Regions from separate parts of the Homo sapiens genome. Here region 1 is linked to region 2. The links are chromatin contacts, found by Hi-C or POLR2A ChIA-PET in ENCODE. All regions are on one chromosome and are shown on one strand. Each heading gives the region's core, a stretch centred on a gene start or an enhancer-like site at or near the end of the contact. The rest is flanking DNA. Distances are from core to core; before and after follow the strand shown.

What was found. Hi-C counts contacts between places; a loop is a spot of excess contacts on that map. ChIA-PET counts read pairs that join two places held with the same protein, here RNA polymerase II (POLR2A). Pooled maps may share reads with other maps.
Region 1: a map of B cell shows a loop between it and region 2 (8-fold over the local background). The contact joins the promoter of PRMT9 here to the promoter of MMAA in region 2. A Hi-C loop is called at or near these places in 2 of 168 maps with a recorded cell type or tissue (B cell and CD4-positive, alpha-beta T cell) and 11 of 50 pooled maps. POLR2A ChIA-PET finds 5 or more read pairs at or near these places in 2 of 52 experiments (HEK293T and OCI-LY7).

What each region holds. Positions count from the first base shown.
Region 1 is chr4:147,680,906-147,685,865 of GRCh38, forward strand. It overlaps PRMT9 (protein arginine methyltransferase 9), which reads right to left and starts at 3,258. Exons shown (of 12, transcript NM_138364.4): 1 at 2,894-3,258. The coding sequence starts at 3,082.
Region 2 is chr4:145,615,878-145,620,863 of GRCh38, forward strand. MMAA (metabolism of cobalamin associated A) reads left to right here and starts at 3,508. Exons shown (of 7, transcript NM_172250.3): 1 at 3,508-3,530. RefSeq lists silencers at 3,337-3,776, 3,807-3,876.

The DNA.
Region 1 (4,960 bases), core at 2,008-4,507, 2.1 Mb after region 2:
GATACAGCTTCCTATTAGTCATTTCAACCCGGCAATGGATCTCCAGCCATTGCAAATGTAGTCCAACTCAAATATTTCCTGAACAATCCTTGTGCAAAGAACTGAAGCAACATAAATCTTGTTCTTATCCTCACAGAGGCCCTATAGAGAGAAATTTAATTTTGGAAAAGTTCAAAATGTTCTACACTGAACTCATCATACTCCTCTGACACAGGCTATAAGATTAAGACACCACTCAACCTCAAACCACAAAGTCACCTTATAATGGTACCTTAACTCCACATACACTGTTTCAAACCTAGCCAATGCTCTCTCAATATCTTTAAATCTGTTACCTCCTCTCCATTCCCACAGTTACAACCTAATCTGGCCCTTGTAACCACTTGCTGGACTACAGCAACAGCCTTAACGCTGTCACTCTAATTCCAACTGCATCTCCCTCCATCCATTCTCCATGCTGCAATACTGTGGAAAGAGGGAAAGCTTTAGTCATTAAAACATTTTAAATCATCTTCACATATTTTATACAAAAGCGTTGATATTTGGAACTGAATCTTGAGGGAGTTTACTAGAGAGACAAGGATAAGAAAGGAGATTCTGGCCGGGCACGGTGGCTCATGCCTGTAATCCCAGCCCTTTGGGAGGCCAAGGCAGGCAGATCACCTGAGGTCAGGAGTTGAAGACCAGCATGGCCAACACGGTGAAACCCCATCTCTACTAAAAATATAAAAATTAGCCAAGCACGGTGGCGAACACCTATAATCCCTGCTACTCAGGAGGCTGAGGCAGGAGAATTGCTTGAACCCAGGAGGTGGAGGTTGCAGTGAACCGAGATCGCACCACTGCATTCCAGCCTGCGTGATACAGTGAGACTCTATAAAAAAAAAAAAAACCCCGCACAGATTATATGAAATGGATCAGAGGGTCTACAGATAAGTGGCTTGGTGTGGCCGGAGTTTGGGTATGGGGAATAGAGTAGCAGGCAATGAGCATTTTACAGGGGGCCCATACAAACAAACACAGACTTTGTTCGGCAGGAAACAGACTAGTTGCTTACCCTACTGAATGTCAGGCATTGCACTACAAATTTTAAATATACTTTTTTATTTTTTCTTTTTGAGATGGAGTCATACACTGTCGCCCAGGCTGGAGTGCAATGGCACAATCTGGACTTACTGCAACCTCCGCCTCCCGAGTTCAAGCAATTCTTCTGCGTCAGCCTCCTGAGTAGCTGGGACTACAGGCACATGCCACCACGCCCAGCTAATTTTTTATTTTTATTTTTTTTTCTGAGACAGAGTTTCGCTCTTGTTGCCCAGGCTGGAGCGCAATGGCGTGATCTCGGCTCACCACAACCTCTGCCTCCCAGGTTCAAGCAATTCTCCTGCCTCAGCCTCTCGAGTAGCTGTGATTACAGGCATGCACCACCACGCCCAGCTAATTTTGTACTTTTAGTAGAGACGGGGTTTCTCCATGTTGAGGCTGGTCTCGAACTACTGACCTCAGGTGATCCACCCGTCTCTGCCTCCCAAAGTGCTGGGATTACAGGCGTGAGCCACCGCGCCCGGCCTAATTTTTTAATTTTTAGTAGAGACAGGTTTTCACCATATTGGCCAGGCTGGTCTCAAACTCCTGACCTTGTGATCCACCCGCCTCCGCCTCCCAAAGTGCTGGGATTACAGGCCTGAGCCAGCACACCCAGTCTAAATATACTTTTAATACCCAGTAAACATTTTTAAGAGAGGCTGCGTCCCTGTTTCACAGAAGAGGAAACTAAGAAACAAGTAACTGAGGAAAGATCACTTGAGTTGATCCATTTTTCTATTGCTGCCTACCAAGAGAAGCAAACTGTATCTCAACATATCATCTCCTCCTCAAGTAGGACAGCTGGTCCTGAAATTTACACTAAGTTTACATGAACTACAAACATCTAGACGCTACTGACATTTAGTGGGTAGAGATCAAGGATGCTGCCAAACATACTGCAATGCACAGGACACCTCCCCTCCCCCATAACAAAGAATTATCCCATTCAAAATGTCAATAGTGCTGAGGTTGACAAACCCTCAGTCTAAATGAAGCAAAGTAATTGCAATTTTAAGTTAAATCATTTTTCGTAATTTAGATTCTAAAAGTACTTCAAAAAAGAACAGCATTTCAACAGAGTAATTGTTGCAAATAATCCAATAATTGAAGTTTAAAGAACGCATCATTAAATGATAATCACTTTAGGCTAATTACACACTTTATTCAACTAGAGGCCCACTATATTCCTACTACACACAATATAACAAATCCAAAAGCCCTCAAGCCAGGGCATGCTTAAATTAGATATAAGGAGAAGAGGATCACGTGAGACCTCATTTCCAATTCGAGGGCCTTTAAAATTTTAAACGAGATGAAAGTTTTGAAACTGAGAAATGACAACATTTGACTTTTGTTGCAAAAAGCTAGCTATGTTGACACAGACTGCAGGAGAGAGCTCAGTTGAGAGCCGACTGCAACAGCCGGCAGATGACTGAAGCTCGAACCAGGGTAGTAAAGGGGAAGATGGTGAGAACTGGTAAGATTCTGGACATATTTCGAAGGTGAAGACGGCAGGATTTTCCTCTGGGCTGGTCGTAGGTGTGAATAAACGAAAGATGTCAAGGTTGAACAGTAAACATTAATAGCAAACACCCAACCAAGCACCCTAGCCCCTCCGCCTTTTTTCTTTTCTTTTTTTTTACGAGGACGTTGGATCGGCCAGCAAGTGAGAAAAAAGGGCCCTAAATATTAACAGCAACCACCCACCCAGGCACCCTAGCCCCTCCGCTTTTTTTTTTTTCTGTTTTTTTTTTTTTTTTTACGAGGACGTTGGATCTGCCAGCAAGTGAGAAAAAAGGACCCTCACCTTCACGTCGTGTTTCAGCTCCGGCGCCAGGCTGAGCACGAGGAGGTAGTGGGCATAGGCAGTGCCGAAGTCCTGGACGCCCAGACAGTGCTCTGCGCTCTGCAAGGACCGCGACACCAGCTCGTCCCGGCCGGCTGCCCCAGCGCCACCCCCGGCGTCTCGGCGGGACCTGGGCCGCGAGTTCGACATGGCAGTCACCACTTGTATGGCCAAAGGGAAGATATTTTGTAAACGTAATTAGAAAACTCTCTCGATGCTACACTTCCAGGGACCAGACAACTGCTCAAAAAACAGCACAGCAAAGTTACCCTCCGCCGCGGGTGAACTCGCCAACCCCAGCCCAGGCGGAAGCTCCGCCCCGTCCTGGCCCCGCGGGCGGCGCAGACCGTGACGCATACCCCACTATTGCGCACCTGGCCAGCGGCGCACGCTACGCGAACGTCAGCGCGCCCGACGTGGGCACGTCACTGCTGCCCATTCCCGCAGGAGCGACCACTGTGCGTGAGCATAGGAGAACGTCTGTGGCAGGACCTGTCCGGTCTTGCGCCCTTTTTTTTTCCCGGCTGAAAGCAGAGCTTTCTCTCCCTCTTGCACTCCGGGAGTGTGTGGCTTTCGACTGCAAGACCCTGTTGTACAGACCCAGGCAGCGCGAAGCGCCACCCGCTCATGAGGGACGGTCAAGCATTTGTGATGATGCTTAAGACATTTTGGATCGTGATGCACAAAATTTCAAGACCTGAAAGAACCTGGAGATAACAAAAGCATCTCAGACGTGGTAGAGGAAATGCTTTCACAGGCATTTCAAATCATTCTCACAAAACCTGGCTAGGTGGACCTTTGGATCACACTCGTCTTAATGATGGCAAACGTGGTATCTTGAGAAGTGACTTGCTGGAGGTCACACAACCAGCTAGTGGCATAGGCATGGTTCAAATCCAAGTTCTCTGACCACCTATCTGTTCAGTTATAAGATGAGCTTAGGGGTTATTTCACTGTTCGTGTCTTATCACTGTATAGTGTTTACATTAATACAAAGTTTTTCCACATTCAAGTGTGGCCTCTAAGATACAGATTCGAAACTCAAAGGGAGGGGAGCATAGTTATTACGGCTGAAAAGTTATTTTTGTCCCCATTTTCAAATTCATTAATGGATAATATCTTAAATCGAGCATTTTGCATATCACACTAATACATTTTGAGGGCTCCTCTAATTCTCAAAAACACGTCATGCATTTTTGCCTTCTCTTCTGATCCAATTATCTGAACTACCCTTTTTTCTGAGCACTCGCCTGTGTAAATCCTAATCCGTTTTTCAGGTTCCAGCTCACTACATTGTGAGCTATTCTTAATCACTTTTGTGACCTTTGCACCTAGCGGATTATGATGCAAAGTAAGGACTTTGATTTTTTCTTCTTTCTTTTCTTTCTTTTCTTTTTTTTCTTTTTTTTTTTTTTTTTTTTTTTTTTTTTTTTGAGACAGAGCCTCACTCTGTCGCCAGGCTGGAGTGCAGTGGTGCGATCTCGGCTCACTGCAACCTCTACCTCCCAAGTTCAAGCGATTCTCCTGCCTCAGCCTTCCGAGTAGCTGGGATTACAGGCATGCACCACCACGCCCGGGTAATTTTGTCTTTTTAGTAGAGACAGGGTTTCTCCATGTTGGTCAGGCTGGTCTCAAGCTCCTGACCTCAGGTGATCCGCCCGCCTCAGCCCCCCAAAGTGCTGGGATTACAGGCATGAGCCACTGCACCAGGCCAATTATTTGCATTTTTTCGTGGTTTATCTATAACTTCAAGATTTTCTGTACATAGAATAGGTCATTTGAAAAAATGGAATGACACAAATAACATGGAACATCTGGTCACCTTAAGAAACTGGAATTGGCAACAGCCTTTCATGCTAAAAACTCTCAATAAATTAGGTATTGATGGGATGTATCTCAAAATAATAAGAGCTATTTATGACAGACCCACAGCCAATATCATACTGAATGGGCAAAAACTGGAAGCATTCCCTTTGAAAACTGGCACAAGACAGGGATGCCCTCTCTCACCACTCCTATTCAACATAG
Region 2 (4,986 bases), core at 2,258-4,757:
TACCAGATGTACAAATACTCAGATTTTCTATTTATTCTTCAGTGTTTTGATAAGTTTTTTTTTTTTTTTTCAAAAAACTTTTTTTCTTGAGACAGAGTCTCGCTGTCATCCAGGCTGGAGTGCAGTGGTGCAATCTCAACTCACTACAACTTCTGCCTCCTAGGTTCAAGTGATTCTCCTGCCTCTGCCTACCAAGTAGCTGGGATTACAGGTGCGTGCCATCATGCCCAGCTAATTTTTGTATTTTTGGAGAGACGGGGTTTCTCCAAGTTGACATGGCTGGCCTCAAACTCCTGACCTCAAGTGATCCACCCGCCTCGGCCTCCCAAAGTGCTGGGATTACAGGCGTGAGCCACCATGCCCGGCCCCCAAAACTTTTTATTCTAAGTTATCAGATTTTATTGGTATAAATTTGTTTATAATATTATTCTTTTGTGATTTTAATTAGAATTTTTCAATCTCAGCACTACTGACATTGGAGGCCAGCAAAATAGCTGTGGGGGACTGTCCTGTGCATTGCAGAATATTCAGCTGTTTCCCTGACCTCTGCCTTCTGATAGCAGACTCTCCAACTGTGACAACCAAAAATGTCTCTGGACATTGCCAAATGTTCCCTGGGGGCAAAAAACCCTCTGGTTGAGACCCATGTTTTAATGTCTGTAGAATCTTTAGTGTTCTTTCATTCCAGATACTGGTAATTTCTCTATTTTTAAAATGAGTTTTTCTAGAGTTTTGCAGGCTGTACAAAAGAAGACTATGCACTGGACTTGGCCTGTAGACCACAGTTTGCTGATCCTGACTTAGATCACTGATTTTTTTTCTTCTTCTCTAATAAAGGTATGAAAAAACTACAAATTTCCCTCTGAGAATACTTTAGTTGTATTTCATAAACTTTGAAATGTTGTATTGATGGTTATTAGCCAATTAATGGTTATGGTGAGTGTTTATGAAGGTAACATGAGCTTGACTGTTATTCCAACAAAAGAGCTTACAAACAGACTTTTGGTTCTGTGTGAGATGAGCAATGAAGAACAGTAAGTACTTTCCCAACTAGTTGATAAATTAACATAAACATCCATAATCTGGCAACAATATTCTTTTGGCTCCTATCCCTAAAAAAAGCCAGTCTGCAACATCCAAAACATTTACCAAGACGAGGAAATTGCAATGATTTTCTTGTACGTTATGGAGTATTAATTTGCTGCCACCTGCTGGGAGGCAGAAATGGGTTTCCAGCATTGCTAGCTACAATTTGTCCTCAACTATTTATTTTGAAAATTTTCAAATCTATAGATGAGTTAAAAGAACATTCATATACTATTCACCTGAAACTACCAACTTTTTTGTTGTTGTTGTTGTTTTGTTTTTTTGAGACTGGAGTCTCTGTCGCCAGGCTGGAGTGCAGTCGCGCAATCTCGGCTCACTGCAACCTCTGCCTCCCGGGTTCAAGCGATTCTCCTGCCTCAGCCTCCGGAGTAGCTAGGACTACAGGCACGTGCCACCACACCCAGCTCATTTTTGTATTTTTAGTAGACATAGGGTTTCACCATGTTGGCCAGGATGGTTTCGATCTCTTGACCTGGTGATCCACCCGCCTCGGCCTCCCAAAGTGCTGGGATTACAGGCGTGAACCACTGCGCCCAGCCCAGGTTCAAATTTTTTAAATCCTTAAGGCTATCTAGTTGACAGCTGTCTTTAATGTAGATCAGTCCTCCTGCCTTTTTTTATTGTCTTCCTTATTAACCTTATTGAAAAGTCCGAACAAATCACATTCAGAATTTATCTCAGTGTTTCCTCACAATCAGATTCAGGTTAAACATTTTTGGCAAGAGCTCTACAAAAGTGTATTTCCCATAGCCTCATAATGACAGGTTCATATTTTCGCCAGTATTGGTGATGCTAGCAATTTTTTTCCCATGAAGAATCTATTAACATTTTGCAAAACACTAATGTTCCATGGAAATGTGTTCCCTAAGCTGTACTGTTTAGAAAACTTCTGAATAAAAAAGTGACATGCATGAAAGTGTTTGAGTTTGTAGAACGAAAAGCAGGTAAGGATAAACTCAATTTTAAAATTAACAAACTTCTTCACTTCTAAGGTAGCACAAACTGAGCTTTCATCAAACGTAACCCTTACCGAAACAATTGTTCAGATGAGCAACGCCAAGTTTAAAGAAAGGAAGTAAACCGTCTCAAGAACTGTCAATCTGTTTGTGTTCGATAGGCTGAGATTTGAAAGGTTTGATTCTGTGTTCTTTCTACTAGATCCTCGGCTTCATTTAGACTTGTGCTTAATTTTCTGTCATTGGCTATTGAGTCTACAATCAATCTTTGGAGTAAAAGTGGTAGTCTTTTGGTCCAAATAGTAATAATGAAAATGGTGAGACCAGTAATTCATTTTTTATTATTCTGTATTCAGTAAGAATCAACCTGTATCAAATAGCTGAAAAGGCCTGAAGCCTCCCAAATGCATATCATTACACAAATTCTGTGTGAGGACTGACATCTTGGTTTCATATACTAATTATACTGCATGGGCCCCATTTATAACCATATCTACTCGTCATTTGATCCTGGCTACTGCCGATGGATGCTATCTTCATCACATTATAGCAAACATTTGGGTGATTAAGTTTTTCTCAAAAATTCTAGATTAGCATACAACGGCTTTACTACTTATATGTCATCTAAGACGTTTTTTAAGAATTAGTTACTACTACGCCCAACGCAGTGAGGTAGCAAATATTATGCCTGTTTATTTTCATCTCCATTTCAGGCTTGCGCGCCTTTCCCCCCTCGGGACTTCCCGAGGACACCCCTGCAGCAGTGAGCCCGAGTCCTGGCTTTGGCTGCATGTTAAGAAATATTAATCAAAATGAATGCGTGCCCTTTAAGAGAAAAAAACTGTGGGTCCTTCAGCCTTTAAAAACCATGCCGTGGTTTAAAAACTTAAAACTATATTTCGGCAGAACGCTGAGCATTTCTTCAAATCACTCTGAGAAGCTTGAGTGTCTTTAATTTCACCGGTCTGTCAAACGTAACGCGTCTCTCCCTCACCCCACATTTTAAGTTTCCAAGGAGCGGAAGAAGGGCCTCCGGGGGTCCCGGCCGCCGCAGGCTGCTGGGGGTGAGGACACGACTCGGCCTCCGTCCGACTCGAGGGTGTCGCGAAGGCCAGGAGGGAACGAAAGTTACCCTCGAACTTCGGAGGCGAAAGATTTCATGTGGATCTTAAAAAGGGCAAAACCTACCCCAAAGGCCGTAAACCGCCCTCCCCTCCCCCGCCAGAGAACTTCCCGGCGCAGAGCTTCCGCAGCCTGCTGCAGGCCGGGAGACCTTCACGCTCACTCGCTCTCCGCCACACGCCGGAACTGCGCGGCCACGTCCACGGGGACCCTGGCCATGCCCCGCACCGCCACCCAGCCCCAGGCGATCCCCGGGCCCCACGCGCCTGCAGTCGGCGCTGCGCCTGCGTGGGAGGATCCGGCGGAAGGGGCGGGGTCAGGTGGCACTTCCGTGGCTTCGGGCGGGTGAGTATGGGGAGTGCGCGCGGCGTCCAGGAGTCGGGACTGGGCTCCCGCCTACGGCCGCCCTCCCGCCGGGGGGCCAGCGCGGTCCTCCGGGGCGCCCCCTGGAGGATTTGGGGTGGGGGAAGGAAAAGGAGAGTATTATCGAATATTCTCCTAATATTGATGTTCGGGGTGCGGATATGTGTGGACAGGCAGGAGTCGGCAAATGGGTTCAAATGGAAGCTTTAACAAAGAAAGGCCCTGTACGTAAACAGTGTTTTAAAATTCTCATCTTGGTTAGGTTTCTCAGGTTATCTCTGAGCCACAGCAAGGCAGCTTTGTTAAGGTGGCTCTTCCCTTGTCGCTGCCAAACCCGGTAAATGGTTAACCTGAGGCCGCGTCAGAGAAAGCCACTATGACTCCTACCAAAGAGTGAAATTGAAACTCTTTTCTGGGAAATCAAATCCAGGATATAAAAGTTGGATTCAAACTAAAAGTTACAAACAGTATCTAGGTTCCGTCACATGGCGTGCCGGGCAGGGTCTAAATCTCTTTCAGCAGAGGGCATGCTGTCTTCATATGTATTTCTCATTAGAAAATGAAAGACGACCTAAACCAAAATAATATAAAAATTTTTTATTATCTGTCTTAAGAGTTGTACCCTAATCCATATGTTTAGAAAACATAAACTAATAAAACTTTTCCAACTTGGTAGAAAGCCAAAAGTTTCCAGAAAAACTGTGTGGATTATTCAGCATTTTGCTGTTGTCTACAATGTTCAGAATATTCTTTTACAATAATTTTGCACTAAATACCGGTTTGTGTTCAGGGTAACAAGAGGTTTTTAAAAAGTCAAAGACAAGGACAGGTTTTTTAAGGGCTGTATTCTATTAGGAGAGACAAAACAAGCATGAAAAGTTACATATCCATAAGAAATGTAAATCACCATTTGAGATATTTGAAGATGTCAAAAGAAAACCTTTATTTAGAATGGAAAGAGCTGGTGAATGCTCGAAACATTTACCATTTAGCTGATTGTTGCCATGTGGGAATGGGGGTCTCTCAAACGCAGATCCGATTTTCTCCAACACAGGCCAAAGATCTGTATTTTTACGTATTTTTTCTTGATTTTTAATGTTACTTGCAACCAATTTAGTTAACACACACCTTCTGTGGGTGGGCCAGGTGCAACTAGTTTGTGACCTCTGCAGATTTTCACCTTAGTACAGTCCTACACTTACACAATGGTTCAGTTAAAGATTTTTTGACTTTACAGTGGGTTTATCCAGACACAGACCCGATTGTAAGATGAAGACTCTTTGTATTCAGAAATAATTGGAATTAGAGGTCAGAAAAAGTCCTAGAGACTGGGATGGTCAGGAAAGATTTTAAGCTGGGTAGTATAGGAGAGATATCATAGAGGGGGAAGGATGTAAAAGATGAGTTAAATCTTGGGGTTGGGAGAGTTGGCAGGTTT